Linked DNA regions of Homo sapiens: region 2 is linked to region 1. The links are chromatin loops, found by intact Hi-C in ENCODE. Cell type or tissue: GM12878. All regions are shown on one strand. Links, peaks and the distances in the headings refer to the core of each region. The heading gives the core; the rest is flanking DNA. Region 1 overlaps LRMDA (leucine rich melanocyte differentiation associated). Region 2 overlaps LRMDA (leucine rich melanocyte differentiation associated).

What was found. Hi-C counts contacts between places; a loop is a spot of excess contacts. Peaks named below come from ENCODE experiments on the same cell type or tissue, not always from the same donor. Only the 100,000 strongest peaks of a DNase experiment are listed, where the experiment ranks them.
Region 2: it touches region 1 in a loop (2.8-fold over the local background); 1 of 110 quality-filtered maps calls a loop at or near these places.

The regions. Positions count from the first base shown.
Region 1 is chr10:75,606,807-75,623,364 of GRCh38, forward strand. The region is part of intron 2 of LRMDA (leucine rich melanocyte differentiation associated); the gene reads left to right. Among named protein-coding and RNA genes, the nearest start is that of MIR606, 63 kb to the left of the region's middle. In GM12878, for the core only: no CTCF peak of the experiment used is centred there; DNase peaks (open chromatin) are centred at 4,655, 5,295, 6,245, 6,925 and 2 weaker places; H3K27ac peaks cover 2,115 bases.
Region 2 is chr10:75,766,583-75,783,140 of GRCh38, forward strand. All of the region lies in intron 2 of LRMDA (leucine rich melanocyte differentiation associated), which reads left to right. Among named protein-coding and RNA genes, the nearest start is that of MIR606, 220 kb to the left of the region's middle. RefSeq lists an enhancer at 8,189-8,483. In GM12878, for the core only: no CTCF peak of the experiment used is centred there; a DNase peak (open chromatin) is centred at 7,029.

The DNA of each region.
Region 1 (16,558 bases), core at 2,982-10,981:
CTCTATTTCTGGGGGCAAGGGACAGTGTTGCCATCCATTAAACATTTATTGTATTAGCAACCTCTGGCCATCCCTGCTAATGGAGGGAAAGGATGTTATGATAATCCAAAATAGCACAAAGTTCCCAGTTTTAACAATTTGATTTGGCAGTGCATTACAATAAAATCCCATGAATTCAACCTAATTAGGAAGGAGGCCAGTTTGGATTAGTGAAGCCCAAATGATATTTTATGGAAAATTGATTTTGTAGCTTCCAAATTTATGCAGCCACTTGAATTAGATATCAAAGTCTACAATAGAAATTCCCGGAACAGTTTTAATGACTAGTTAAAAATACTTGGCATTTTATTACAAAATGTTAGAGAAATGGTTACTTCCAAAGTGATCAAGACATTTCAGAACAGTCCTCTTGAGTTTTAACTATCTTCTGAAAGTCTTTCCTATCTTGTATTTATGAACAAGGCCTTTCTTGACATACGATAGGAAAGTAAATGCTTGTTAAAATTTCTTCAAATTTCTAGTCTGTTAGATTCGAATGAATAAAATTGACCTACATGATATTTTCCCCTCAGCAGATTTGTTGTCTTAATTCTGTTATGTTAAAGCTACTACAGATGGGAAGCCATTTCATGTAATACTGTATTTCTTTGGATGTTCTTATATTGAACTATATTTTTCTATTGATACAGGTGATAATTTTGTAGTGCTCTAATTTATAGTGGGCCCTTCCACTTTTAGTTTTTAACACATGATTTTCTCAGGTCCTAACCTTCTTTTCCTCCACATTTAATTATCTGTAAACAAATGCTAAAGCATTACAGATGAGCATCTTTTTCTTTTTAAGGGAGAATCACTGCCTTGTTTTGGTTTTGTAACAACAGCACTGTCTTCATTCCTCATGTGCAAGCAAGTGAGGTGACTTAGTGATTTCCAAATGACTGGCTGCACTGGAACCACCCAAGGAACTTTAAAAAATTGTGATTCCTAGGCCCCACTCCTGGAGATTTTGATTCAGTGGTTTTTTTTTTTTTTTTTTTTTTTTTGGAGCCCAAGATTTTCTATTTTTAACCAGCTCTCTGGTTGCTTCTGTTAGGTATCCAAACATGAAGTGGTTGCCTGGAGTGGTTAAAAATCCATTGTCCATATCCTAGCTATTGTGAATAATGCTGCCATGAGCATGGGAGTGCAGATATCTCTTTGAGATACTGATTTTATTTCCATCAGATATATACCCAGATAACCAAGAGAGGGAAACAACCTAAGTGTCCATTGATGGATGACTGGATCAAAAATTGTAGTGTGTGTATATATATATATATATATACACACACATACACAAAGCAATATTATTCCACCTTAAAAAAAGAAGGGTGTCCTGCCATTTGCAACATGGATGAACCTGGAGAACATGGTGACATAAACCAGACTTAGAAGACTACTGCATGATCTCACTTATATGTGGAATCTAAAATAGTCAACCACATAGAAGCAGAGACTAGAATGGTTGTTACCAGGGGATGGGGGGCCAGGGAAATGGGAAGGTTGTTGGTCAAAGGGTACAAAGTTTCAGTTATGTAGGATGTAATAAGTTCTGGAGACCTAAATGTACAGCATGTGACTATAGTTAATAATATACCACTGTATACTAGGAATTTGCTAAGAGAGTAGATCTTAAGTGTTCCCACCACACACAAAAAATGGTAACTATGTGAAGAGAAGACTACATTAATTAGTTTGACTATAATGTTCAGTTCACTAATGTACATGTATATTAAAGCATCATGTTGTATACCTTAAATATATATAAATTGTATATATTGACAATAACAAAACCCAAGAGCCATACAAGGCCACAAGTTTATTTTGCATCTGCTATACACAGATCCAGAGTTGGTTAGTTTGGGAAGCAGTGGTATATTGTGAGCCTGCAACTGTGAAGTGGGGGGCATAACCCTTTAAGTGAGGATAAGGCTGATGAGTCAGATCATGTTTGCACTTCACACCAGGGTCTAGCTCCTCTCTGTTCACTGTTTCTTCCAAAGAATCCCTTTTTGGTTACTGTCTCTGCCTGGGTCACCTGTCTTGATCAAGGGCCACATTCCAAGCCTTGGTCTCCAGAGAACTTCAACACGACCAACAGTTTGTCTGGTGCAGTGACCCTTCACTATACTCACTCTCGTCACCTGCACGTACTCTCAAAGAGTGTACATCTTCTCATCAGCTCTCCCTAGTTTGTTCACGGGCCACAATGGAGCTTGCACAGCACCTAACTGAACACTAGCTGCCCTTGAGGTCATTAGCATTCAGGGTTGTGCTAGCATGCAGCCAGCACTCTCTAGGTTGGGAGGTGGGGTTAGAATCAAGGAATCAAGCCCAAAGTATTAGAAACAGGAGGCTCCAAAGAAAAACTCCCTGAGGAGGCTTGGTATGAAGCTTTGAGGCCGCTGCTTGGAAATGGGCTTTGTAAAGACACCCACACCCACACTGTTAATTTGTAGGGCTGTTCATGAGTGAAGTGTCAAGTACTGGGGTTCTTGTCAATGGCAATTAATTGGAACTTAAAACTCTAGTTTTTGAAAGTGACGTTTAAGAAATAATCACCAATGAGCTTCATTTGAACAATATCTGTGGCCATACCATTGTCCATTGGCCTTCCTAGTGGTCAATCTCTGCTCTCCAGCACCTACTTCTAGAAGGAGTAAATGTGGCATCTTGGGCGAATTCAGCATCTTTCCCCTTTTAAGAAAATTGATTAAGTTGATGTAAGCATTTCATTTTCTTAAAAAGTTGCAAAATTAGAATAAAATACTTTGCCAGGTGGTAAGCATTGTGGACAGGTGTAGTGCATTGGAAGGAGCCCTAGCCTGGGCGAGCTGAGAAGCCCTGAGTGTGTGCTATGATGAGTCTTGCAATTACAGAGCATGATGTGAGCCTCAGGTGGAACCAGGCTGCGATATGCGTGCTCTGTGTGGTCCTGTTGTGGGAGCAGGCATCCACAGTCACCCTTTTTGCCCAGAAGGTCTTCAGTAGGCAGGGATGTAGTCTCCCTAGTGAGAAGAAGAGGCTGTTAGACTTTATTGGCCCAATAAGGGAAAGAATGCCCAGTCTCCAGGACTTGGCCCAAGTGTGGCACATCCCAAAGATCTCAGACCTACACTAGAAGCTTTTCTAGGTGGAGTGTATAGTATATTCTAGGACTGCAAAATCCTGCTAACTTGGACAAACTGGGTAAATTACAGCTTCCGAACTGGTGAACATACTTAATTTTTTAAAAAAGAAATACAGCTTTATCACTTAAAAAATTGTGATAGGATACATGTAACATAAAATTTGCCATTGTAACCATTTGAAAGTGCCATGATTCAGTGGCATTTAGTACATTCACAAGGTGGTGCAACTGTCACCACTATTTAGTTCCAGCTTTATCACTTTTAAGTATAGAAAATATTTTGAAATAACTGGCAAATTCTTTCTATTGAGAAGTAGTCCTCATTAATACTCATGTAGACACAGACACACACCACACCTCCCACATCCCTCACCACAAACACACACCCCACACACATCATACACCCCCACATACAACATACACACCATTCCTCCTCATACTTCCCTACACCCCACATGTACACACAGCACTCCCTGACACCACATAGACAAACACATACCACACCCCCACATACACACACACACCACACATACACTCATGTATGTAAATATACAAAGTACAGTATATTAATTTTATAGTCTCATCGTGGCCAGAAGGACCTTAGAGAGTCTCTGTCCAACTCCATGGATGAGGGAACTGTGATCATGGCCAGAGACTTTATGGGACTGGCCCATGTTCGGGTGGCAGAGGCAGGCCCAGGTTCCCCAGTCCTGACACAATGTATTTTCTTTAATGTCTTTATAATAGGCAATACATGTTCCCTAAAATGTATTGTTGAACTGAAACCTTTAAGAATCATTTATTCTCTTTGTATGAATGTTTTTCCCTCAAGTCTTGTTTACATTGTGAGCTTTCATAGCAAACCCTTTCTTTGGCCCAACGTAGGCTAAATTTTACCGCAAATTCCAAATGATGGGAGTCGTAAATTTTTCTTTTTCCTGAGTTGGCCTTGTTCTGGTGGAAACTTAATGTGTGTGGAGTAATGAACTATTCTGCTGAGGGGAGGTGGACTTGGGTGACAGCATGCCTCTACTCTTACAGGGTTTGGGGTGGTATGAGGTTGGGGACAGGGAAGGCTGCTGCAGAGGCTGGAGCTGGTGGGGCACTCAGACAGGGGGAGCACAGGGTGAGAGGGGCAAGGACCCCTAGAGAGAAGCCCTGCCTCTTTGGTGTCCTTTGGAGGCAGAAGGTAGGCATTAGGAGTGATGATCTGGACAGGTCCTGTGTAGCTGGGCGTTTGTGGAGGCAAGTGCAGCCCTGATCTACTCTCAGTTGTTGGACAATGGCATGGGCTTGTAAAGTCGATCTGTGAGCAGGACCTTGATCGGAGTCCACAGTGGGTGTGTAGCTGCCAGTGCTTGACTCTGGTTTCATTTCCTTTTTATTGTAATAAAATTTACCATTCAAACTATTTTTAAGTGTACAGCTCTGTGGCATTACCCGCATTCACATTGCTGTGTAACCGTTACAACCATCCATCTCCAGAACTGTTTTCATCTTCTCAAGCCAAAACTCCATACCCATTAAATAGCCACTTGCTATTTCCCCACTCCCCTCCTCCCCTCAGCCCCAGGCAGCCTCCATTCCACTTCCTGTCTCTGTGAGTTTGACTACTCTAAGTTATCTCATATGAATGGATGCATACAGGACTTTTGTCCTTTTGTGACTGGCTTACTTCTGTTTTCTTAACATGACTTTATCAGCAGCTAGCCCATACAGTGCTTCTGGGAGAAGTAGAGAAATGTGCTCCCCTTCTCTGGGTGGATGTAACCCCTGGCCAGAAATTGAGCTTGGCAAGCACAGTATAGGTTGGATTTCAGTCTCCACCTGTCCTTTTGGCCAAATGCCGTCAGCTAGTGCACAACCTGAACAACTGTTCGACTTGGTCCTGTGTATCAGGCCTGCAAAAGGAGATTTCCTCTTGCCCTGGAGCCCCTGGCTGGGTGTCCTCCCTGTTGATACTTTTTTGGTCCCCTTCTCCTATTCCCCAGTTCCCTCTGCTGCCTTAAGGTTCAGTTTTGTTGATTTGCCCCAGACTGGGACCTCCAGAGAATAAAAGGCCAACAGAAAAGGTGAATGGGGTTTCTAGAACAATATAACTCATTCAAATGCCATTTAGTGTGGGCTAGGTACGAATGACTTATGTGGATTAGATTTCCTTTGGAAATACCCAGGGGGTTAAAAATTAAGAGGAGAAGTGTGTAGAAAAATAAGTGCGAGGTTTTACTTATGCAGTGCCTTTGAAGACTAGTTGAAATATTTAGCAAACTGAAAATGCAGCTGGTTGAATGTGCTCTGAACCGTGCTGGGCCCTTTAGCCTACCTCTTTTAATAAACTAGTGGCTGAATTGAAAGCAATCTAGGCAATAATGAATATTCTTATAAATCTCTCTGGTTGAGAAACTCTAAAAATATAGCCAGATCCCAAGCAGTACCTATTTCCTCTTAATTCTACTATAATACTTGAATGATCTTTTATAAGACATTAAACTTTAATTGATGCCATTTTACTAAGCAGATTTTAAAAGCAGCAATGTCAGTAATTGAACTGATCAAGATGACTTTTGTTTATTATGTATGATGTGGAAAGAGGCTTTTATAAAATGTTATTTTTGTTCTGATTTCCAAAGAGTTTGCTTATTTATTTACTTATTTTATTTATATATTTATATATTTGTATATATAAATATATAAAAATATATTTTTGAGTAGTGGATTTAGAGAGGCAATAGTGTGGATAAGAACTGATAAGCACAGATTTTCATGCCCTCTCACTGTGAAAGTATTAGAGAAAATATTGATGCAGAACAAGGAAAAAACTGTGTAAAATAAAGTGTAAAATGAAAAAAAAAACCTGGGTAAAATAATCTAGTGGAGACATTTTTCAAAGTATTAACTTTGGTGGGGAAAAAAAAATGGAAGGTTGAGATTTTGCTCATGTCAAAAGACTTGGCCCAGCCTTTCAACTTTGCTATTGCTTTCGTTGGTTTGCTGTGCTAAGAGCATTACTCAAACGTATGCTATTGTGGTTGAACTTCTTCTTTATCCTTCCTTCTTTTGACGTTCCTGGGCAAGGCTGTCTTCACTCAGGACAGGCATGTTACACAGTGGGGAAAACTGTAGACTTGAAAACCTTGCCAATTTTTTTTTTTTTGTAGCAGTTAACTGTGGCTCAGGATTAAACAGTAAGAGCACTATCTGGCTTTCTTCCTCTTTTCTTCCACAATCCCCCCCACTTCCTCCTGAGTTTGGTCATTAGTTTTGCTGCCTTTGGAGTTTTAAAAAGTTGGATTGTTTCTCTGTTATAAAAATAACACATACATCAGACTTGCAGATAGCTACTAGCCAAGAAAAGAGGCATTTTAGGGGCAGTGAGGGATAGGGGTGGAGACCAGGCAATGAGTGGTGTCCTAAGAAACGGAGAGGATGGAGGGGAACATTGTTGTGTGGACTGGTACACTTAAAATATTTATGGATCAGACAGTATCTCTAAATCTCTGTCCTCCTTATCTGCACATCACTCTCGCTTTTTTCATCCCTACCCCTGGGGCAGCTGTCTCATTTTCTAGGTAAAGAAAACCAAGAGGATTCTGCAGCACCTTTAGGTGTGATTGCTAATGGTATGGTGTTTGCAGAGTTCTCCAGGTTTCATCTTGTTTTTTCACAAAAACAAGATTTCTTATGCAAAATGGGTCACCAAACAATTTCTCCAGAGCAACAGCCAGTGTTTCGTGCAGGGGAGATGTTAGCAAACCACTGACATATGGATGTGATCTCTGTTACTTTGACCAGATTCGGTTTCTACAGAGTACGTGAGAAGGGAAGATAAATTTTGTCCTAGTAATACTATAGCGACTCATAAATAAATGGTTACCCTTTGGTGCTTGCAGTTTTCATTAAAGCCGCCTGAGCTTTGTTATTGACACCATAGGTTGCCTATTCAGGGAAATGCAGTAAAATTTATCAGTATGCTTTCTGCACCTAATAAATCATCCAAACAGGGAACCATATGGCAGATAAGACCTTGAAAATGTGGCTTCAGCATGTGAGGAGTCAAGTTGCTGAAATCTTGAATGATTACAGCCTGCACATTTTCTCCTGGAATATCTTATAGTTATTTTACATGCCATTTTCTTGTTCACCCTATCACCCCTTTGTCTCTCTCCCTCTCTCGTTCTTTCTCACTCTTCCCTCTCTTACTTTCCTCTAGCACCATCCTTTTCTGGCCATTCTTTCTCACTCTTTGTTTTTCTTTTGGGTGGAGGTCTGGCTGTGATTTCAGCTTTAAAATAAGCATCCAGAGCAGATAAGACGTTTTTATAATGCCTTGCTGGTAGGAGGAAGAGGGGCAGGGAGGAGCAGAGACTGACGGGAAGGGATGATGTATGTGGCGGCTGTGTCCCCACTCTCCTCCAGCCCATTGTCATTAATCACGGCCATTAGTTTTTTTCAGAGCTGCCTTGTCTGCACAGTGCCTCAGAAAAGCCATTGTTTTTTCATGCCACAGACTAGGGAAGAAAAGGGAAGAAAGAAACCCCAGTACTCTTTTTCTCCCCTCTCATTCTGCCTCCAGAATCTCCCTGCTCTCCTGCTATCTCTCTGCTCCTCTATCCCAGCCCAACTTCCTTTCCTCTTCCTAGAAGGGATGGTGGAGAGGAGAGGGGGCACTTCAGTCCCTGTGTTTATATATTTATCTGACAACACAACATGGGCACACAGTTGTGATGCATGCACTGAATAATAGCTGTGTTACTCATGATGCACTGTTTAATATACAAGGAGGTTTTGTGGATATCAGTGGTGTTTGTTTTTTTTTTTTCCTTCTCTTTTGGAATCCTGGACTGGATATCCTTGTTATAACCTGAGGACACCAGCAAGATAGGAGGCATGTGCCCATTGTGGAACATCTGTGTTCAGTGGCTGGAAAAGAGGAGGCTGGCTTCTCCCTGGGGAGATGGAGTTAGGTGCTCACCAAGCCTAGACCATGTCTTGGGGACTCCCTCACTGCTAAGTGGGGCATTTCAAGAACAGCCATGGCTTATGATCAGTTGACTCTGCCCAGTCAACTTGGGTGACTCTTGGTGTTTAACGAAGGATGTGGCCATTGTCCTTTCTCTCATCTCTGCTAATTAAAGACTTGGGCTTGAGGAAAGAGACCTTGAAGACTGCAGTGGTTTTCTAGCTCTCAATGACAAATCATAACTGAGTCATTATGTGTGATATCTGACTGCTCAAGATACTAATGTCTTTAAAAATACCCATAGTGTTTTGTAAAATGTGACAGCCAACATCAAAACAAGACCACATACAGGTTGAGTAGCCCTTATCCAAAGTGCTTGGGACCAGAAGTGTTTTTGATTTTTAATTTATTTTTGATTTTGGAATGTTTGCATTATACTTACCAGTTGAGCATCCCTAATGTGAAAATCCGAAATCCAAAATGCTCCAATAAACATTTCTTTTGAGCATCAAATTGGTGCTCAAAAATTTTTGGATTTTAGGGTATTTCAGATTTGGGTTTTTCAGATTAGGAATACTCAACCTGATGAAAAGTCTGTATGACAGCTGCATTTAAAAGGAAAAAATCCTTAATTACTCCCAGATATGAGCACAATTATTTGAACTAGAATCCCTAAATATTGTTGAGTAGAGTACTTATTCTAATGGAAATATGGCTGTGATATGCTATTAATACATCCATTGAATAGTCATGGTATTGGAAAAAACATTAATGAGCAAGGAACCAGGAGAGCAGAGTTAATGGTCCTTTGACTTCAAGGCTGTGTAACCTTAGTCAAATTACTTTATGTCTCTGAACTCCATTTCCTTCTGTCAGATGAGATGGTTGGCTTTGGATCAGTGTTTCCCAAAGTGCCGGATAATGGGTGTCACAGGAAATGATTTTAGGCAGTATACTGAATGGACTTTTAAAATTTGTGTTTGTTAAATAATGTTGGCTATCGATTTATGACTGTGACTTTCATATTTTAATTTCTGAATTAATAGGTATATTAGTCTGTTCTCATGATGCTAATAAAGAAATACCAGAGACTGTTTCTTTAATTTATAAAGGAAAAGAGGCTTAATGGACTCAGAGTTCCACATGGGTGGGGAGGGCTCACAGTCATGGCGGAAGGCAAAGGGGATATAAGACACGTCTTACATGGCAGCAGGCAAGGCAGGCTGTGCAGGGGAACTCCCATTTACAAAATCATCAGATTTTATGAGACTTATTCACTACCATGAGAACAGTAATAGTAGCAGTAGCAGCAGTAGCAGCAGCAGCAGCAGCAGCAGCAGCAGCAGCAGTAGTAGTAGTAGTGGTGGTGGTGGTGTTTATTTGATTCAATTATCTCCACCTGGCTCCGCCCTTGACATATGGGGATTATTGCAATTCAAGGTGAGAGTTGGGTGGGGACATAGCCAAACCATATCAACAGGAAAAGTAAATCAATTAAAGGAAAAAATATTAAGTACATAATAGTACAGCTGCTATAGAGATATGGCAAAAATTGTGATGTGGTACCCAGATGACCAAAAATTGTTAATCTCCACCCCAGATAATTGGAGTCTATGAGTTAAATGGTATGCCTGGTATGTACATAGAGCTTCTCTTAGAACTTTAAACATGTTTTGTATTATCTTCTTTACTATGTTTGACTATTTTCTGATAATACAGCAAAGCTAATTTCAGTGTAGGTTGTGTCTGAGTTATCTCAAAATTTGGTTTTATGCAATCTTTATGAAGACAGTTGTATATATGTGAATCAGTAGCTTTGTAGCATGACATTGGTGAAATCTGAACACCTGACCCATAGTGCTAAGACTCCATAGAGCACTTCTTGTATGGTTTGATTTGAAGGGATTTAGAAAGGCTAGAATATATCACCAGATTCTCTCTGCCAGGGTGTCTGAAATTCCTGTTTTCCTCTTTGCAGTTTCAGTGGTTTCAAATAGAAAATGTATTTACTAGTAAGTGGAAGTAGACTATCATAAAGACAAAACCTTAAAGTCACTGGCTAGGGATGACCTAAGTTGGCCTCAGTGCTTGGGAACCACTGGATTAAGGTCCAGATGGTTTCTATGAAAGTGTGCATTTGGGAAAAAGGCACTCTGTAGCTTTAGCAGCTATTGTGGCCTTGGCTGGAGCTACTTTATCAGATAAACTGTAGTCACCTCCAAGGCGTATGTGCATTTAGATATGAGGCATTCAGGTAAGATCCAGATCTTGGACAGTTCTGGATGGGACAGTGCAATGGGAATGAGAAGCCCAGGGAGGCCCAAGTGGCAGCATAAGGGCACATAGGGACGGCTGCCAAGGTTTCCCATTTACAACCTCTAAGTGGAAGGAGTGTGCTCTTATCATTTAGCAAATGGCTGGTTGGGAGTACATGGTGGCAGCTTGTGTCTCACTCTTATTGGGAGAATTTGGCCAACTCAGAATGTTTGAGTGTCCCCTTCTATGTTAAGTCGTTTTGTAAATCTGCACTCTGATGAAGTAATTTGTATTCTCAGTGCACTGCTTTTATTATGCTGCTCTCCTTCTCATGAAACATTCAGTGGCTCCCACCGACTAGTAGAACCAAGTAATCTTTTTAGTTTGGCACTCACTGCTCCCCTCTGTCTTTTCTTTCTGGACTTCTCTCTTGCTACTTCTCTGTCTACACACTCTGCTCCAGCCAAACCATTGCATCACCTCACAGTCACAACTTGTTCTTGCTCATTTTTCAGGACTGCTCCATCTCCCTGGATTGCCCCATGGGTTCCTTTCTCCCTCAGTCTTTTGCAGTTCTTGAGGTCAAGCACCATTTCTGTTTCCTCCATAAAGCCTCACACCACAATCTATCCATGTCTGAGCCTCTGCTCCTTTGGAAGAGAAGTCACTAGGGTGGAGTAAGCAGTAGGAGACCTGGCGCTACAGAAGACTGACCTTGGGCAAATCAACCTCGCTAGGCCTTTGTCGCCTTGGCTAGAAGATGAGAACTTTGAGAATAAACATCTTTCCTCTCTCCTAGGAAGACAGGATGAAGTGATGAATGTAGAGAAGCTTTGTGAATATCAACACACTGTACTCATCTAAGGGATATTCTTTGGGAATTAATCATAGACTGACTTGAAACTGCTCTTGTATTGCTGTCTTATGATGCAGTTCACCTGCTGTATTGTTGTTTAACATTTTTCTGCATCTGTCCTGACTCTAAGTTGGCATTTTCTTCTCTTTGTAAGTAATTACAGACTTATGAAGATGCTATTCATTACAAAATAACACTGTAAAAGTGATGGAAAAATTTACTTCCAACATCCATTCTCTTTAGTTCTTTCTTTTCTTACTTTTTTCCTCATAGTAAGCACCTATCCTTATGTAGTTGTCTTTACCAGACTCTCTCTCTCTCTCTCTCTCTCTCTCTATATATATATATATATATATATATCAGACTATATATATATCAACTATATATGTATACCAACTATATATATAAACTATATATATATCAACCATATATATATTAACTATATATATATCAACCATATATATTATATATATATATATATATTTGACTCTTGAACAATGTGGGGGTCAGGGGCACTGACTCCCCTGTGTAGTCACATCTAATAAAATTAACATAAACTTTGACTCAAAACCTAACTACTAATAGCCTAATTTTGACCAGAAGCCTTACCAATAACATAAACAGTAGATTAACATATATTTTGTATATATATTATATACTGTGTTCTTATAAATAGTAAGCTAGAAAAAAGAAATTAAGGAAATCATAAGGAAGAGAAAATTATTTACTCTTTTTTTTTTTTTTTTGAGATGGAATTTCACTCTTGTTGCCCTGGCTGGAGTGCAATGGCATGATCTTGGCTTACTGCAACCTTTGCCTTTGCCTCCCAGGTTCAAGCAATTCTCCTGCCTCAGCCTCCCAAGTAGCTGGGACTACAGGTGCGTGCCACCACTCCTGGCTAATTTTTTATTTTTTATTTTTTTGTATTTTTAGTAGAGACGGGGTTTCACCGTGTTAGCCAGGTTGGTCTTGATCTCCTGACCTCGTGATCTGCCCACCTCGGCCTCCCAAAGTGCTGGGATTACAGGTGTAAGCCACTGCACCCGGCCGAAAATATATTTACTCTTAAGTGGAAGTAGACTGTCATGAAGGTCTTTATCCTTGTCATCTTCACATTGAGTAGGCTGAGGAGAAGGAGGAGGAAGAGGAGGTCTTGGTGTTTCAGGGGTGGCAGAGGTGGAAGAAAATCCATGTACAAGTGGACCCATGAAGTTGAAACCCATGTTGTTCAAGGGTCAACTGTATGTATGTCTATACCCCCTATCCTGTTGTCCTGTTTAGAGTACTGTTCCTTTGTGTATCTGCTGGATACTCTCAAGGGGAAGCTACCTGCAGATCTTAGGGAAATTTCCCTCCCAGAGTTTGTCATTCATAGCCCGTGAGTAGGTTTGCAGTACACACTGCTGATTTTAATCAGTGTCAGCAGTTGTAGTTCATTGCTATGTTAGAGGATACATGCTCTAGGGTGAAGGGCAAACACACAAAGCCCCAAAGGTTCTATTTTTGGGCTGAGACTGAGAGAAAAATACCCATGGTGTAGTGTTCATCTCCCAACCTGTATTTCTAGCTCATTTTCTCTGAACGTTTCTTCAGCATCGCAGTCTCTCTCTTCTGAAGATGATCCCATCCTACACACTGGCTCACTGTGAGACAGCAACTCTCCTTGAAGTACAAGCTGTGGGGAGGCAGCGTTTACTTCAGGGTTTGGTAGATCTGGGTTTACAGTTGGCCTCTGCAAACTGTACTCTGGTCATAGCCAGACTGCACTCTGGTCATAGCCGTGTGACCCTTGTGTGCAAATTGCTTAATTTCAGTCTTAGTGTCCTCATCTGTAAATGTAGCAGTGTATGTTCAAGGGCCTAGCACAGTGCATTCAGTCATTTTATGATGCTCAATTTCTTATCTTTCTTTAGTCATGCTTGGTCCTAAAAGCATTAGCCCAGCTTTCCTACCATGTTGTGTCATCCACACTCATCTTGGGTGCAGAGTCTGCTACCAAGGCAGCCAGCAAGAGTCCTGGGCAAGCACACTGCGAACAGGCCCTCCAAAATGCACAGCCTGAGAGTGCACACTGCCTGCTCCCTGGAAGGACAGTTGGAACATTCACAGACCAGGCCTGGTCATGTTTTCATCAGGGAGGCCAGTCCCTTTTTAGCTTACTTTAATCTTGATTAACAGTATCAGAAAAGCAAAATATTGAAAGAGATGTACCTGTTATGGAATAAAAGTTGTACAATTCAGGCATGTATGCAAAAACTGAACACACTTTCATTTAAAATTTGTGATGTAGACAGAACATTTCATTAAAAAATATCAGCCTTGATAACCTAGGTGTATGTAGATAGGTCTCAGGTTTAGGAGCTGGCTGATTGTTATTGGTTCTGCTGTGGGTTTTGGCTGGGGGTTGGGCTTCTACAGCAGTCATTTTAGGTTAGTATTATTTCATGTGCCCTAATGCATGATCCTGGTTGTGCAGAAGTGGTTCTTGGAGGTTGATGCCTTGTGATCTCACTCCTCTGGTCTTTGGTATATACAGTCTTGCTCACTTTGAATGGACTTCCCTTTCCTTTTAAGCAATGTGACTTGTCACACTCCATCACTCCAATTTTGACTTGCTTTTCAAGACCTGGTTCAAATCCATCTTCTTTGTAAATTCTTCCCTAAGTGCCCCATCTTAGTGACTGTGAGTTACTCCTGTAATAATGGCAGGGTGGGTATTACATTTGGCAATTAATTCTTATGACTTTGTGGTCTCTATTCTATTGCCATTTTGTTTTTGCTTTTTTAATTTTTAACTTTTTTATTTCAATAGGTTTTTGGCCAACAGGTGGTGTTTTGTTACATGAATAAGTTCTTTGGTGGTGATTTCTGAGATTTTGGTGCACACATCACCTGAACAGTGTACACTGTGCCCAGTGTGTAGTCTTTTATCCCTCACCGCCTTCACCATTTCCCCCGTGTCCCCAAAGTCTAATGTATCATTCTTATGCCTTTGTGTCCTCGTAGCTTAGCTCCCACATATGAGTGAGAACATACGATGTTTGGTTTTCCATTCCTGAGTTACTTCACTTAGAATAATAGTCTCCAATTCCATCCAGGTTGCTGCAAATACCATTATTTCGTTCCTTTTTATGGCTGAGTAGTATTCCATTACACACACACACACACACACACACACCCACACACCCACACACACACCACATTTTCTTTATCCACTCATTGATTGATGGGCATTTGGGCTGGTTCTGTATTTTTGCAGTTGCAAATTGTGCTGCTTCCTATTGCTATTTTGAACTTCACTTTGGACTTTGTGGTTATCCTTTTCCACACATGTGTGTGCCTGCCTTTGTACTTCTTTCTCCACAAAGTCTCATGCAGTGCTCAGCACAGAGTAGGTAATCAAAAAATATTCTGTTGGTGGATTGGAATGAATGACTTTTTCCTCCCCATTCTCAGTCTCCCAGGAAGCTATTCCTTTTCCATTCCTGGATAAGCTACTGTGCCCAGTGTTGCTTCGTGTGTCCCTTGGCAGTCACTGGGCACATACCAGAGAATTGCCGTCTCCTGGTGGTGGAAACAGGTCTGTGGGGAGCAAGAGGGGGAGGCCTATGAACCACTGGTGTTTATATGTCCTGGGCACAGCAGTTCATCCAGACAATTCTTGGGTTTGTGAGCTCTCTGAGCCACCTTTGAGCGTGGCTTAGACTTTGACTGTATTAGATTGAGGGGACACTGCTCTGAGGTTCTGCTGGGACCCTGATCTGATGTGGTCTCTCCCAGGTTCCATAGAACAAGTCTGGGCTGTCTCTAGTAGAAAGATAAAATGAGGAAGATGAAGGTGTGGGCTATTATTCTTCTGAGCAGATTGAGTGTTACTTGCTGATTTTCGACTCTCTCTGCCTCTCACCACTATAACTGTGAAGGGGTTTTAGCCATTTCTCTGAAACACATAATCCGGGGGCCTCAGTATCTTTAAATGCATAAATCAAATAGTGACTTGATAGTGTTGGCAATTGCCTACAGCTCAGGCGCAATTCACCTGCTTTGGGTTTATACAGTGAATAAATTGGCTGAAAAGGTAGCTGTGTGTATGCATACATGTGTGCATTTAATTTTTTTAGGGGAATGTATTTAGAGATGATGGTATAAGAAGAGAGAAGATTCTTAAGGCATTTTCTGTGAAGTTGAAAATAAATTCAGACATAGACAAAGATGGGGGAAATATGAAATTAATGGTGTTTTATAATGAATTAAGAACAGTGAAAAAATATGATACCCCAAAGATAAGAGGATCAAGACAGATCAGATGTCCATGTGCACAAAATGGTGTGTGTGTGTGTAATTATCTTCTTTCTCCTATTTCCTCCAATCCCCCTTTTGAGCAGGCATCTGGGCCATTGTGCATGTAGCCTTATCTACCGTTTTTACTTTCTGCAAAGTCATATGTTTTTAGCTGTGATTGCAGTCACTACCAAGTAGCTCACCTTGTCTTGAGTAATGAGAATAAACAACTGGTCACTGCATTGACCACTGAAACTAATAAAGATATATAGTGCTGGGCTGGCTTAGGGAGTCACAGACGCATTCTTAAACTCTATGTGACATTTATACCAAAGGAACATGATTCCAAACTCACTCACTGCTTACCCATTCTGAGAAAGAACAAACTATTTGACTGATGGTTTGCTAAATTTAATATGCTTAGCAAGTAAAATTATTGCCTACTCTAATGCTGTGTAATTATTAAGATACACTGCTTTTAAAAATACCAAGTGAATAATATTGATTTAGTGAACTGCTATTTAGAAAAATGCCAGCAAAGGAGGAATATTTTATTTTAGCTGCCTTAGAGCTGTAATGGGTCTGGGCTGAGATATGCATGTGGAAATAAATTATGTACAAGGTAAACTATTTTGTTATACAGTACCCATAATATTAATTAAGCCGTAATTTTACCAACAATGCTTTAATTTAACAAATAAACAGGAATCATCTGTACCATTCTTTCAAATATATAACTCTGGGGCCATAATAAAACATGCTGAAGCACCTGCAGTTAATTGTAAAGCAAACAGTGAGACTAGCAACTTTAAAGGGTAATTGTAATTTATAATTTATTTATTTGATTTATGCTGGATATAATTACTGTTATAATGCATTATTATTTTCAGTCCAGCATTAGATCTATCTGATTCCAATTTAACACAGGCAGCCTGGCAGAGCTTTCTTCGTGGGCCCCTTGAAAGTGGGCTCTGCTCCCCTCCCTTTCCTGGAATGGGAGCTTGTAAAATAAAGAAGAATGGATGGGCTACTGTCA
Region 2 (16,558 bases), core at 3,167-11,166, 160 kb after region 1:
TTTTTAGATTTGCTAAAATATTGATTTATTTCCTGTTTTATTTTTTAAAAATTTTAAATTTTACTTTAAGTTCTGGGATACATGTGCTGAATGTGCAGGTTTGTTACATAGGCACACATGTGTCATGGTGGTTTGCTATACCTATCAACCCATCATCTAGGTTTTAAGCCCCGCATGCATTAGGTATTTGTCCTAATGCCCTCCCTCCCCTTTCCCCCATTCCAAGACGGGCCCCGGTGTGTGATGTTACCCTCCCTGTGTCCATGTGTTCTCCTTGTTCAACTCCCACTTATGAATGAGAACATGCAGTGTTTGGTTTTCTGTTCCTGTGTTAGTTTGCTGAGGATGATGGTTTCCAGCTTCATCCATGTCCCTTAAAAGGACATTAATTCATCCTTTTTTATGGCTGTATAATATTCCATGGTGTATATGTACCACGTTTTCTTTATCCAGTCTATTATTGATGGGCATTTGTGTTGGTTTCAAGTCTTTGCTATTGTAAATATTGCTGCAATAAACATATGTGTGCATGTATCTTTATAGTAGGATGATTTATAATCCTTTGGTTATATACCCAGCAATGGGATTGCTGGGTCAAATTGTATTTCTGGTTCTAGATCCTTGAGGAATGGCCACACTGTCTTCCACAATGCTAGAACTAATTTACACTCCTACCAACAGTGTAAAAGCATTCCTATTTCTCCACATCCTCACCAGCATCTGTTGTTTCCAGACTTTTTAATGATCACCATTCTAACTGGCGTGAGATAGTATCTCATTGTGGTTTTCATTTGCATTTCTCTAATGACCAGTGATGATGAGCTTTTTTTCATATGTTTGTTGGCTGCATAAGTTTTCTAATGCCTTGTTCCTGCTGTGTCTTGATTCCCACCTACCTGCTAATGCATCCTTGGAAGCTAACCTTTCTGATTTTTTTCCCTTGAGTGAAATTCCTGTCCATTTAATGGCAGTCTTAGTGCTGTCGGTGAAGACTGTCATTCATTCATCTGCTAATGTAAATTATGCCAGAAAACTTAACGTGATTTCTACTTCAAGGGATAATTTGAAATTTTAAAAAGCTATTTGATTAGAGTCTTCTGATATATATGACTTTGTGTCTTTGGTACTGATGGTAGGCTAAAAATGCCCCCCGAAAAGAGGTCAGGTCCTAACCCCTGGAACAGTAAGTGTTACCTAACCTGGCAATGTATTCGCAAATGTGATTAAGTTAACGATCTTGGGCTGGAAAGATTCTCTTGGAAGGTCCTAAATGTAATCACATAGATCCTTCTGAGAGAGGCAGAGGGAAATTTGACCGAGACATGGCAAAGAAAGTGATGTAAAGATAGACCAGATGTGAAGGGGCTGGCCTTGGAGACTGTGGTGATGCAGCCACAAGTCAAGGAATGCTGCAGGCAGCAGGAGCTGGAAAAGGCAAGGGTCAGATTGTCCCCTACAGCCTCTGGAGATAATATATTCCAGAGGCACTGATTTCAGACTTCTAGTCTCCAGGACTGTGGGGAAATGAATTTTTGTTGTTTTAAGCCACCAATTTTGTGCCCATTTGTTGTAACAGCCATGGGAATCCAGTACGGCACCTGATTGTCCTGGCACTGGCATCGTGGCACTCCCAGAAGTTGGATTGGCATTATTATTAGGCAGCCCATTCTCCTTCATTGATGGACTTTATGGGAAGGACCACTATAGGAGAGAAAAGGGACACATTATTGTAGAAATGTCCTTAGTAATTTCTTTGCTGTGCATTATCTATTTTATTCCCATAAGAACCTTGTACATCAGATGGGTAATAATCACCCCATGTTTATGGGTAAGGGAACTTTCAGGTTATAACTTAGTTAAGGAAAGAAAGCCAGCTGGTGAATACTGTAGTTGGGATTTGAATGTAAGTATTTCAGATCCTAGTGTAGTATTTTATTCTTTTCACTATGGTGTTATGTTTCATTTCAGCTCACTTACCATTTTCCGAGTCTCCAGGTAGCATCAGACACATTGGTATTTTTCTGGGTCTTGTTCCTTTTCTCCAAATGCGGTCTTTCAGTCCCAGCTTCTGTTATATTAATATACTTTGCTTAACCTGGAAAAGACTACTGTTACATCATGGCAGAGTACTTGACTCTGATAGCCAGGTGGCTCTTTGTGGTTCTTTAGTATAAAAAGTAACTGTGTTATATAGTACAATGGGATTGTATGTGAGTCTGTGTGTGTGACAGAGAGAGAATTGGAACAAATATAATTGAGGTGCAAAGTAAAAATGCTTTAGGATTGTTTTTGAATAACTAAATATAACTGGTCACCTAGACATCTCCTGTTTCAGACATCTAGCTTTTCTTGATTTGGCCAGGGCCTGCAATTCAGATGTGAGATATCAGTGTTGAAAGAGCACTTACTCCAAGGAGAAGTCAGACATAATGGGAGCTGGAACCCATCAGAGACGGGCAAAGTGTACATGTCCTATGAAGCCTGTGAGATTCGAGAGAGTGTTTTGATTTCAGAAATTGCAATCAGAGGTTTGCTTCAGCCTTCATGCTGTCAGATTGGAGAAGTTTAACTCTGAGGACAGCTACCGGAGACACACAAAATCACCATCTTTGTATGTGCAGTCTTTGTCACTTCCAGCAAGTTATAAAATTACATAAAAGGAGCCGAGTATGATACTATCACTTGGGTTGCCACAAGAAAAATCTTCCAAATCTGAGAATTATTAAGAAGTGTGAAAATCTCTTAATTGCAACATGTTCTACACTGCACAAAAAGACTATGTGGCCGAGAAAATTGGCAGTGTTCTGATGATCACATTTAACAGCTGGAATGCTCCTATTCAAACCACTTTTGTAGCAATAAGGCTAATAATTTTTTTGCAAACTGCTGTGATAGCCATAATTCTGTTTTGTTAAGATGTCTTGTTTCTATGTGTGAATGCAAACATACATACTTATTTTGGTCCATCATTATTATAAGTATGGTGGGGGTGGTGGTAAAGGTGTGTTAATTTATTTTATTTTTTTATATTTCATTCGTTTTCTCCCCTTATTTTTAAAATTTGTATCAAGTATCTGTTACCTTATTTTAAAAAAATTTTAACATATCAAAATTGGCTAAGCAACATTGTTATTTGTTTTCGATTGCTTATGCCAGGCATGGCATCCTCATTCCTGTTCTTGTCTTGTGTAGCCGCTTGATCAAGAACTGGCCAATATGGTGAAACCCCATCTCTACTAAAAATACAAATATCAGCTTGGCATGGTGGCACATGTCTGTAATCCCAGCTACTTGGGAAGCTGAGGCACGAGAATGGCTTGAACTGGCAAGGTGGAGGTTGCAGTGAGCCAAGAGTGCACCACTGCACTCCAGCCTGGATGACAGAGCTAGACTCTGTCTCAAAAAAAAATTATTTTAGGTTGGGTGTGATGGTTCAAGCTGGTAATCCCAGAACTTTGGGAGGCTGAGGCAGGAGGATCGCTGAGGAAGGAGGATCCTGGGAGTTTGAGACCAGCCTGGGCAAGATGGCAAGACACCATCTTTACAAAAAATAAAAAAATTAGCTGGACATGGTGGTACACACGTGTAGCCCCAGCTACTCTGAAGGCTGAGGCAGGAGGATCCCTTGTGCCTGGGAGTTTGAGGTGGCATTGAGTTCTGATCTCACCACTGCACTCCAGCCTGGGTGTCTGAGTGAGACCCTGTCTCTTAAAAAAGAATTAATTTAAAAACTTACAGTTGAAAAAGTTTCATGTATGGTGGTAATGGTTGCACAACAGTATGAATATACTTAATACTACTGAACTGCATACTTAAAAGTGGTTACTATGATACATTTTATGTAATATGTATTTCACCATAATTTTTAAAAAGTTGTATATGCACACAGTTAAAAATGCCAATAGCATTAAACAGTCAGCCAAAAGTAAGCCTTCTTCCCTATAGCAGTTCTTTTCCCAGAGGCCACCATCACTAACAGCTTCTTTTGTTGTCTTCCAGAAACTTTTTGTGAATATTCAAGCACAGAACTATATTTTGAAAGAATTGTGTAATTGGAAAATAAAACCATATTGGCCTTGTGGAGGCCGAGGGTGGGGTGGGGCAAGAGAATGATGGATGGAAGAGAGATGGGTGGGTGAAGTGAGGCTGCTGGTGACCAAGTTCTAATTCAGAACATTTGTGGAAACTCTCCTTGCTCGGGTCTCATGCCACGCTATTTCATCAAGGAATAGGAAGCTGAATTGGGAACTTGTGGGAAGCCAGGAGGAGAAAGTGAGTTCTATGGAGTTGTCATTTGCTGTAGTCCAGAGGGAGATAGCTGTGAGTAATGGGGTGAAGTTAAGCAGAGAGGAATTTAGGCTGGGAAAATCAGGACAAATTTCACAATGGGGCGAGTGTGTAGACGTGTCCGTGGGGAGGTAATAGACGCCTTGCCACTGGAGGGGCTGGAAATAAGACTTGACACAAAGCATGAGAAAATGGATGATAGGGAACTGTCCCTGGGGGTTGGTGTGGTGACCTTAATCAGGCTCTTCCCTGCCTAGCTCTGGATTCACTGATTCAGTCTCAAATGATCCAAGGGAGAGAAACAATTGCTTGGAAAATGGCCGTAGGGGATAATGGCTATTGACAGCAGATATTGGCTCACTCTACACAGGTTCACTCCCTCCCTCCTTCCCTCCTTCCTTCCATCCATGCATTTTTTTTTTTTATCTAGTCATCCATTTAGCCAAGAGTTCTTTAACACCTACTAAGTATATGTAGATTATTGAGGGCACTTTACATAGGCTAGTAAGAAAAGTCATTGCAAGAGAGGACATTTATGCTGAGGCGCGTGAATCAGAATGGAAAGACCTGGGGAGGAACATTCCCGAGAGAGGGCACTGCCCTTGCCAGTGCTGCAAAGTGTGAAAAAGCCTGGCGAGTTTGAGGACCAGAGGAGGTCAGTGTGGCTGGTGAGTGAGAGGGGTGATGAGGCTGAAAGAGCTTTAAGGTGAGGTTGAAGTCAGGAAGCAGGAGCCAGGTTGGTCAGGGCCTGGTGGGCTCTGCTTAGGAGTTGGAATTTTGCTCTGAGAGAGATGAGATTTGAGTATGGATCTTGGATGGCCTTCTGTTTCTGCTTTCAGACTTTCCTTATACCTTCCAGTTCCTACTTTTTGAGAATCAGGTGTGGCAGTCAGACAGAGGTGGGGGGGTTTTGTGAAGAAGGGTGTGGCACAGGGCTTGAATCACCAGGTGTGGGAAAGGCAGGTTGGGCAAGAAGCTGAGACTGGGAGAGGGATTCAGCCCGTCTTGCAGCTCTGTGGTTGCTTCAGGTGGTCAGAGTTTTCAGGGGGAGGCCCATGGTAGGAAGGCAATTAGTACTGGAAAAGATCAGCTAAAGCAAAGCAACTTACATGGAAAGCAGTATGTAATAGTAAATCTAGAAAAAAAAAGTTTGGAATTTAATCTTGCAAGCTGAAACCCAAAAGGATAAAAATATTTGGTATCAAAAACATTTTCAGTTGTAGCTGCAGCTATGCTCTAATTCTCAGAAAAGCAATTCAACTATTAATTTAATTTTTCTCCATAAGTGTTAATGACAGAATTACACGCTGGCACCATATATCTTTTACTTCATGTTTGCTTTTATTGTGCAATCATTAAAGTTGTTTATTTTTGTAAAATTAGGACTTTATCAATTTTATGAGGGCCTTTCTTAATCCTTCAGTATTTAAGTCAGTCTTATAAAATGTTGTTATTGACTTGATTTTTGCTTTTTCAGTTGGCCTAAGGGCATAGGATCAATGGTTTTGGGTGTAATTTGAGCATTTCTCTGTCACTTCAGTTGAGTTCGTGAAACGCCACATCTTTTGCAGAAGTTTCGGTTTCATTTTGCAGTTGCTTTGCACCAGAGGCTTATGTAACATTTGACCATCAGATGGGCCTAAATTGTTGATACAAGGATCAGGGATGAATGCTACTTGGAAGAGAAGTTTGAGTGGGAACCGGTCAATTCGCTAATGAATAGTTATGATGACTTTGTTTCCTTATGCAAATTCAAAACTGAAAGTGCTCGAATAGCAAATATTTGGGTAATGAGGTTCTTCCCTATTAAAATGTAAGTACCTAAAGTGCGTCTTGCTGTGGAAGGGCCCAAAAGGTACAAAATGTACTGGCTTTCAATATCCTGTCATTTCTAGTTAGGTTTAGGTATATATTGGTCATTTGCAGGACTAGAGCACATTTCATAGCCAGAGTGCCCTGCCCCTCAGGGCACTATTCTTATTTTTTGGGGGGGGTGGGATGGGGGGGGGCAGATTAATCAGGGATGTATGGATCATCCCAGCTTGCCCTGGGAAGCTTCTTGGAATTTGGGTGTACACCTTCTGAAAGTGAATGGATTTGAGTAAAATTTAAGAAAAATACAAAAGAAAAAGGAAAGCTCTCCATCTTGTTAAAATAAATTTGTTCAGAAAAGTATCGTGAATGTCTATATTCATTCCACTGCGACCTTGCCACTGTTGACATTTTAGGTAGAAAATTGTTTGTTATGGGGGACTGTCTCATATGTTGAAGGATGTATCACAGCATCCCTAGCTTCTACTCACTAGGTACCAGTAACACATCCTTTGTGACAATTAAAAATGTCTCCAGACATTGCCAAATGTCCCTCTGGGTCAAAGTCACCCCTGGTTGAGAACCACTGATCTCAGGTTAGCACAGAGAGGCTGCAATGGAAAGATTGTAGTATGTTAACTAGGTGAAGGGATTGACCACTCCCAGTTCTGAGCAATTTGATGGGTTCTTAAAGAAAGCACAGCCCTTGGAGCTGGGGAAGGAAGTTTGTGACTCATGGTGGTGAATCTAGGGGGTTCCTGTGTGGGTCCAGTGGAGCAGGTCTGGTGAGAGGGGACACTGGGAGCCCCAGAACTCCGAGCCCCTGGGGGACGCCAATGAAGCTGTCTATGAGAAACATGTGGGAAGAGGGAGACAGATGAATGATGAATGTTTTCCACGTCCTTGAGTTGTGGGTCACCTGAGGTCTAGGCCTGCGGTGAGGCCACTCACTCATTTCAGCTCACACTTCGCCCAGTGAGTAATATTTGTTCCAGCCTTTGGGTCACTGTTTACTCTGCCTCCCCTCTTGTCAGTTCCCTCTGGCCTTCTTTATATCTTTCTGAATATGAGTCAGTCTTCAAGATCCAGCTGAAATTCTAGCTCCTAATGGAGCTTCCTCAACTATCCTGGCCCACGTTGAGTTCTTCCTGCTCTAATGCTCACATTACTTACCAGAGCTTTTATTTGGGCATTTAATCAAAGGTAGTTGTGTTTCATTATATTCACATCTTGTGTGTTTCTCATGTCCTCACTGAGTCTGTAAGTTCCTTTAAGGCTTAGTCTGTATCATTCTTTTAATCCGCCATGATACACAGCATAGTATGAGTACATGGTAGGTGTTCAGTACATGCTAAGTGAATCAGAGTAAATGGAAGTCAGTCTTCTTGCTCATCCTCTCAGTGTCATTTATGTCTTCCAGATCCTCTCCACACACTCCAGCCCTATTTCTTTAAATAGTTTAAGGAGACAGCACATTGTTTGACAGTTCTGCAAACATAAAAAATAATTTATCTCACACTTAATTTTTATCTGAAGACAAGTTTAATATTTTCAAGCATTACATTTTTATTTTTAAGTTCTTACATCCTTTTTGTTTCTCTTAATGTCATTTTGGCTTCAAAGGGTATAATTTTGAAATTATGAGTACTGTAGGACTTGTTAGTATTTCTTCTTTGTGTGTATAATGTTTCAAGAACTGTTGATGGCTAAATGTCATTTTTATACTTTTTGGATTCATAACAGTTCAGTTAAATTCAAAAATAATTAATAATATTATGTATCTTAGAAATAGCTGTCATGTATCTGGTGGATATGACATATTGTTAGATATTTTAAGTTAAAAGTTCTGTATGCAGGCCAAGTTGAGAACGATGAGGAGCAGACTGTTTTATAGACAAGCAGAAGGATATAGTAGATTTATGACAAAGCATATTACCATAATGTAACCATGCTTGGAAAACTGTGTGGCTTCTCAACTCAAAAAATAAACTAGTGATCAGTAGCCTATCTCAAACACTTTTTTTTTTGCTTTATTTATATCTGGTTTCATTCTGAAAACAGCAAGACAACTGACAAGTTAAATAAGATATTACCACTAAATAACAACGTACCCACGGCAGTTTTCCCAGATCCTTGAGGGCAGCTTAGACATATTGGCTCTTTGATTTTTAGAACTTAAGCAGGGATGAAAGCTCTCCATAAAGGGTCATTGTTTCCAAAATGGAGCTTTCCAGGCTGGAAGGAAACAAGGCTTTCAAGAATGATATCAGCGGTGGGAGGTGTGGGGGAGGATCCCCTGGCCTAGCCTCAGTCGGGAAGTGGTTTATCTACATTCACTTAGCTCTGTCCTAGTCAATTGAAACCAACTGGCCATTAACTTTTCCTTCACAGAAGTGGATTGTTCTTCCACTGTAGATTTTGTGGGGCCTTCCTGAGAGGGGCCTATCAAGAAGGTTAGGCCTGTCCACACAAGGATTCTCCATGTTATTTTTATAGGAAGAGGTCAGATTTAGCCTTTGCAATTCTTTTGGTCTGACTCAAACAAGCATTGGAGATTTTCCTCTTATAAATCTGTTTTTTTGAGATGGGGTCTTGCTATGTTGCCCAGGCTGGAGTGTAACAGCTATTCATAGGTGCAACCACAGCACACTACAGCCTCAAACTCCTGAGCTCAAGCAATCCTCTTGCATCAACCTCTCCAGTAGCTGGGACTACAGGCATGCACAACTGTGCCCGGCTTCCTTTTATAAATAGGTTTTCAGCTTGCAAAGAAATGAGCGACAGCTTATTGCATTGATTCTAACAGTGTTGTATCCTCAGGTATTGGAAAATTCCACTAGTGGTCAACATAATGGGTCATGATGTCCCATGTGGGGACTTAACCACAGTCAGTATGATCCTGGTCCAGTGGTCCCCCGAACATGTGTGAGTCATATGTAATGAGGATGTAAGCAGCTCTTGTGCGTGGGGAAACCTCCCACATCCCACTGAGGAGTCTCTGTTTGAGCTACTCCAAAGGAATCTCTTGGTGGCTCCACAGAGCAGTCTTCTTGTTCCCACCTCAATTCTTATGGCATTGTCCAAGGTAGCAATGTTCCTGGCTGTCTTTTCACAGTCTTACTTTCAAGGAGCTCCAAAACCTCTAGAGATCTCCAGCGTAGAGGTAGACCTGGAAACATGACAAGTGCAGGCCTTGGGGATGCTGACTTAAGATTCTGAGGCAGAAGAAAAGTGTAGAGAGCACACTCCTCTGTTTGCCTCAGACCTGGGGGCCAGGACACTGAGCCTGCTATGAATACCCAGCTTGAGGAGTTTAGTTAGCAAACCATGAGGCTACTATAATTTGCTTTAATATCTGCCTCTTTCCCTTTGCTGTTGATATTAATTAACCTTACCCCAAACTCAAGGAGAAGCAGAGAAGAAGCTATTTACAACTTCCTTTATTATTGATCAACTCAGAACCACATTCATTCAGTGCCACTTAGATGCTGAACACTGAGGAAAGCATTGTGGACCAATGATGGAGAAAGCCTTTTACAACTGCTGCTATTGCTGCTTTTTCTCTCGAGAACTTGAGAATTTGGGTCCTGGAAGAACTCACAGAGATGATTCAGTCCAGTAGTTCGCAAGGTTCTAGAAATCATCTGGGGGCATATTGGAGGAAGAAGGGACCCTGATCCACTCTCAGAAACCACTAGGTTTTCCTGTACTATTTGTTGGACTTGATTTGGAAAAAGAGTTCTGCATGCCAACATAAGCTTGAAATGCAGCCTTCTTATTTTACAAAGGGGGAAACTGAGGTTCATGGGCCAGAAGGAACTTAAGATGGAAATTTGGGGATTATTTCCCATTCCATGTTTGGCTGTATCCCTGTAATATTTTCAGTGCTATTTTGGGATTCATATTTGTATCAGTTACCAGAGATTGGTTCCCCTAAGTAAATCAATTGGACACTATTAGCAAGGGAATTGCATGCTGTACATTTTACCCTGTCTTAGAGAGAAGAAAAGTTCCTATCTCCTGTTTGCATATCTTTTATGAAAACAATTTAAACCGCACCTGTTTAAACCTTTCCACAGAAATGTCTGAAAGGTAAACAGTTGGTTTTGGAGCAGCTATAACGTGGCATTGTTTAACATGGCAGCTCACTGATGGTTGTCTTTAATTATGGCCGTGCTGTCAACCCCTGAAGTCCCTGCTCTTTGTTGTAGATCCGATATGACGTTTGAGGTTTTCAAAGCTGCAGAGATGAAAGAATCAACAGTCAAATATTGCTCATTCTGATATGCTTAAGGAGCGAGGAGGGGGCATTGCCCATGAGGGCTGCAGAGCCGGGGAGGGAAAGCTGGTGCCCTCTGCTTTTGATGGCAACCTTGAGTGGGGAGCCGGGTTTACTCTGTTTGTAAGGGAGCAGGGCCAAGGCTGGGGGAGACGGAAATGATTTATTCAGTGATGGTAAACAAGTGCAGAGTACAGGCTGCCGAGCTGTGCAGGGCTGGTGGGAAAGCTGGCTGTCTCTTGCCCCCAGCAGTTTGAACATTAAAGATGTGAAGCTCAAAGCAGACCCAACAAGGCTTTCTGGAACCTCCCCCAGCCCCTTCCATTTCCTTTGTCTTCAATCTCCCAGAGCTGTGTGTCTCTGGGCCATCACATACTGCTGCTATTCAGGGTGTTAATTGTGGGTTGGTCCCATCTCAGACCAAAGGTAGCCTTTTGGGGGCTGCTTCAGTCTGGCTCCTGTTATTGCTAACATGGGTTGCCACTAGCTCTTTTCTCAGACAGAGCTGTCCCATGGCATCTGTGCCTGGCAGAGCAGTCTCCTGCTTCTGCAACAAGCTGCTTTTGTTGAAGGGCTATGTCTTCAGAATCTGTTTAGGTGTGTGAGCCACCTCTGCTGGGTACCCTCCTGACTGGGGACCTACTTTTTCACTTCACTCCCAGCTCCCACTTGAGAGGCATTGTGGTCTAGCGGTTAAGAGTGCTGGCCTTAGCCAGGCTGCCGGGATCTGAATCCTGGTCTTGCCACTCACTAGTTCTGTGATTTGGGGCAGGTTTCTCTGGGTTTGTTTCCTCCTTGTAAGATGGTAGTAACAGTGGAACACATGTTGTGGTCATGATGAAGGCTATGTGACTTAATATATAGGATAGTGTCCAGCACAAAGCAGGTGCTATAAATATATATTTATATATAACACAGATAGTGAATAGTTATATATAATGCACATATATGCTATATGATGTATAATGTATAATTTATATATTCACACAATTATAAGAGTAAGTTTAACTGGCCCAGCAGGGGAGGGAACAGTAAACACACTATAATCTGATTCATTTCTGGGGAGATCCACCCTAGCCCCAGAGTAGAGATGAATCTTCCCTCTTGTCCATCTATTTCTTTCTTTCTTTTTTTTGAGACAGGGTCTCACTCTGTCACCTAGGCTGGAGTACAGTGACGTGATCTTGGCTCACTGCAACCTCTGCCTCCTGGGTTCTGGTGATTCTCCTGCCTCAGCCCCCTGAGTAGGTGGGACTACAGGTGCACGCCACCATGCCCAGATAATTTTTGTATTTTTAGTAGGGACGGGGTTCCACCATGTTGGCCAAGATGATCTCGAACTCCTGGCCTCAAGTGATCCTCTGACCTCATCCTCCCAAAGTGCTGGGATTACAGACATGAGCCACCATGCCTGGCCTTGTCCGTCTATTTTTTAAGTATTTCAACTTCTGCCACCTTCCCCCTGCTCTGTGAGTATTCCTAGCTCACTGATACTTGCCCGTTAATTGTGAACATCCATGTTATTGGAGGCCAGATCCTGTCTTAATCATGGAAACTTTTCATTCTCTGCTTTCTCTGTAGTCAATCAATGAGGATGGGGGAGGCACCTGTGGTCAGCTTGGCATGGTGCTGCCTGCTGTGGGGTTTACAGAAGTAGGATCAGACATAACTCCTACCTTTAGAGAACTTTCAATGAAACTGGAAAATCAAAATGAACTCTCATGAAATATTTAAGAGCAACACTCACCTGGTTAAAGAGATTAGTCAGTTTATTCACTATCTTGTCACTATTTCCAAGGAATAGACTAGCAGTATCTAAAAGGATGAACTAGAGAAAAGGCAGAAGTGCTTTCTGCCTTGGAGAGGGTTGAGACCAGTGCTGAAGGTCATGGTTTCACAAGAACTTAGCTATTACCTTGGGCCAGAAGGGAAGGGATCCAAGTAGGAATAAATTGGCCTATTTGTAGGAATAAGGGAAGTTCACATTTATCTGGGAATGACTGTGATCAGAGCACCCAGCTAGATGTATGTCTAGTATCATTTAATCCTCCCAGCTAGCCTCTGGAATAGGTGGTATTAAATGGTTCTTTTGTAAAGGTAGGAGAGCTAGGGTTCTGTGATAATAAGTAATATTTTAAAGTATCATAGCCATTAAGTTTGCAGAGCTGAGAAATTTTTACACAAGTCAGCATGACTCTAAAATCTTGTGCTCTTTTCACTTCTGTAAGAAAGGGACACTAGCTACTGTTTTTCTCATTTCAGTTTTGGATGAATTAAGCTAGAAAACATTTATATTTGACCCCTTTTGCCCCTCTCCCCCACCCCAATAAAAGCAAGAAATAACTACCATTGGCCACCACATTCTCCTCTGGGACCAGTAGAGAAAACAGTGATATTATCAGCAAAAGCCTAATTACACTACCCAGGAAAAACAAGAAACCTCCCAAAGTCATGTCCAAGCCAAGCAAAGCTCTGGGAGAAATTCCTGGGACATTCAGCAAGAGCAACCTAAAAGGGCTTTTGAGCAGAAATTGAAGCCAAATAAAAATACTGCATGCTAGCCCTGGGCCCATAAACAGTACTGGAATTGCAGAGCTAGGGCATCATGCTTGGAGTGGTAGCCAAGCCAGGCTAGGCTCTGCTGTTGTAACAAATTAACCCTGAAATCTCAGTGGCTTAACACCACAAGGCTTCGTTTCTTGCTCACCTTATAGGCCCAGTGAGGGTTGGTGTTGAGGGAGCCTGGCTTCTTGTAGTGACTCAGGGATCTGGCTGGATGAAGGCTCTGGCATCTTGTGGCTGTACCTTCTGGATCATGAGACCTCCAAGGTTGCATGGGAGGGGGAGTGAATTGAATAGTGACCCCCCCAGCCCTACAAATTTATGTCTACCTGGAACCTAAGAGTGTGACCTGATTTGGAAATAGATTCTTTGCAGATATAGTTACTTAAGGATCTCGAGATGAAATCATACTGGATTTAGAGTGGACCCTAGATCCAAAAACTGGTGACTTTGTAAGAGAAAGGAGGAGATCTAGACACAGAGACACACAGAGGGAAGAAGGCCATATGAAGATAGGAAGAGATTGGAGTGATGCTGTGGCAAGATGGTTAAGCCGGAGCCACCAGGAATTGGAAGAGCCAGGGAGAGATTCTCCCCTAGGGCCTTTGGAGGGGATGTGACCCTACTGACACTGGATTTTAGATTCCTTGTACCCATAAAAGTGAAAGAATAAATTTCTGTTGTTTTAAGTCATTGCATTTATTGTCATGGCTATAGTAGCTAGTATGGGAGATCTATACTGTGAAGTGACTCACATCCCTTTTTTGCTATATTGACTAGAACTCAAACCAACTGTGAGGGAGAATGTCAAATGTTGCCATCTGTGTGCCCAGGAGAAGGAGAGTGAAACAGGATTTGGTGAACACATGTTCACCCTTGTACTTTGGGTACAGTACCAAGAGTAAGGGATAGAGACCTGGAATATAGATCTCCCTGCTGACAGAGATGCTTTCAGGAGCCATCAGGGAGACCACAGGATCACTGCAGGTCAAAGCAGGACAGCAATAGCTGGAGGACATGGCTCTGAAGGTGAATGTGAGCTATCCATAGTTGACATCAGAGTCCATAGAAATGCAAGAGGAGGGTCAAGCAAAAAAGCAAGAACCCACCCCAACAGACTGGGGATGACATGCAGGTTCTGAGGCCAAACAAGAAGGCACAAGTACTAGGGCCAGTGGGGTCTCATTGCCCCTCACTGGGCAGCTGCTCAGAGGTTGCTTGAGAGCAGGCGAGTCTCCCTGGCTCCCCTTCCTGGGAGTGTGTCAGGATAGTTTTGCTCATCTGTGTGTCTCCAGTTGCTAGCACTGTGTGGGTACCCAGCAAGTGTTGTTGTGTCCTGCCTTTCATCAGGGGCATGTTTGAAACCATAGGCTGTATGATAGCAATTTCAAGCTCAAACTTGCCATTACCTAAAGGAATAAGTCTTAACTCTTTAGTATGATTGGAACTTCCCCCTTGTCCCTGCCAGAGCATGGTGATCTGTCTTGAGCCTCCATGCCTTTGCACCTGGCATCCTCTTTCTCCGAAGTGACCCACTCTTCCTTTTCCACCTTGTGAAGACTTGCCTTGATATCACTGTAGCAGAATCTTCCCTGATTGCCCCAGGTAGTCATACCTTTCCTCATTGACCTCCTCATTGGCCTTTGTATTTAACTTATATGGTGCAGCAATATTGAAATCATTTCTTTATTTTTCTGTTTGCCTCACTTGACTGAATTTTGCATTTTTCATTCACCTCTTTGTCCCAGTGCCTGGCTCATAATAACCTCCGATACATTTTTGTTATAGAAGAAACATCATTTCTCCCAGGGACTCCTTTCAGACAGCTGCAGAAACAACCACTAGTAGTTCTCAGGAATGGAGATGATATTATGATTATTGACTAATTAATTGGTTATTGATTTATTATTCACCATGAGAAATATAGATGGGAGAAATAAATGAGGAAAAAGATCAAAATGGGTTAGAGTATACCGTTTGTGGAGAACAACAATAACAACAGCAAACATTTCTGTATTGATTTAAGATTTATAAAGTGCTTTAATGCGAACATTATCTTATTTGTTCTCATTGTAACACAGTGAGGGAAGCGAGGCTATAACTGTAAATCTTTTTGCTGATACCCCTCATGGATGATTCGATTCACATGCAAACTAGTGAGCAAAGAGGAGAAGAGGAGAAGAAAGGAGGAAAAAAGAGGTTTAGGTAAGGGAAAGTTGCTTTATTTAGTTTCTATTCTTTAATATTCATAACTAATTCTGCGAGGTCAATCTCACCACTCCCATTTTGCAGATGAGATCACAGAGAATTGAGGTGGTAACTTGTTTCAAATCCCCCAGCTGATGAGTAGTAGAGATTGGATTCACACCCAGGTTTTCTCTCTCTCTGAAGCCCTGGTCACCTGTTTGGCCCTGGGGTGATGGGGAGAAGGTTCTGGCTGTGTCTTGGCTATCTCCTGCCTCTCCCTCTGTGGGGAATGTGTTCGAGGATCACAGCTACAGCTTTTCGGATACCCTTTCCTTTGTGAAGCATGTGAGAACCAACATTGCATCTCGGCAAGATTTAAAAGGAATTGTTGATGACCTGCTGAGGTATTTTCATTTTGTTCCTGGAAATGATTAATCTTGAGGCTTTGTGATGGCCTTTGTCACAAATAGCCTTCCTTAATCCATAATTTTCTCACTTTCCTTTAAGGTAATATTTTGCATTTAAGAAATAAAAACAAGCAAAATAATCCTGCTGTGAGGATATGAATGCAGTGTTTGTGTGTGGGGGTGTGTGTGTGTGATGCTGACCAAGGTCTAAATTCACCTGAAATGAATTAGAAAAACCACCTTTTTAAAATAAGTTCAGTTTGTCTTTTTTGCTAACTCTATTTGTCAATCTTACCTCTTCCTTTTATTATTATTTTTTCTTCTTCCTCTTTAGCAGATGGGATGGAATATTTCTGTTTTGTTTTTTATGGGTGATTTTTCACCGGCTTCTTCCACTTTATATTGAGTCACTTAACATCCTGTGAAGCGGAAAGGAGGCCGGTACTTTCAGCCTGAGGTCGGCCAGGGTGCTGCAATTCCGGACAGAGAGATGTTTTTCCCTTGGGTTGGGAATGGCATGTTCTGAGCTTCTTTTGACTTCTAGTCCTCGCTGCCGGTGCAGTTCCAAGTAGAGTCAACATAAAGCCAGGCACTTGTGAGATGGAGACCGGGGCGAAACTGCAAGCAGATGCCCTTTGCTGACTGTTGAAGAAAGAGGATCTGGCTGAAAGACCCGCAACTTTCACTTGTTGAGAACCTTTAGCCAGCGCCGGCGTGCATGTGTTTTAGTTTTATTCTTTTTCCCTTGCCCCCAAAGCCGTGGAGTACCTGCTGTTGCTCTCATGCCTCTTGCCAACAGTGGCATCTGCTCAGTGTAGCCATCAAGAATTTGAATGTCAATATCTTTGCCTTGAAATGAATGGAAAAGTATTTGTCACTCAGCGGCAATCATTCTTCAAATAAAAGGTTAGCCAGACAGGACCCTTAATCAAAGAGTCGGTCTTTTCTGTCAGCAGTGCCTTTTAAATAGCAATGATGAAGGCTGGCTGTCAGGGTAGGACTTGATGAGCGAGATGATTGATCT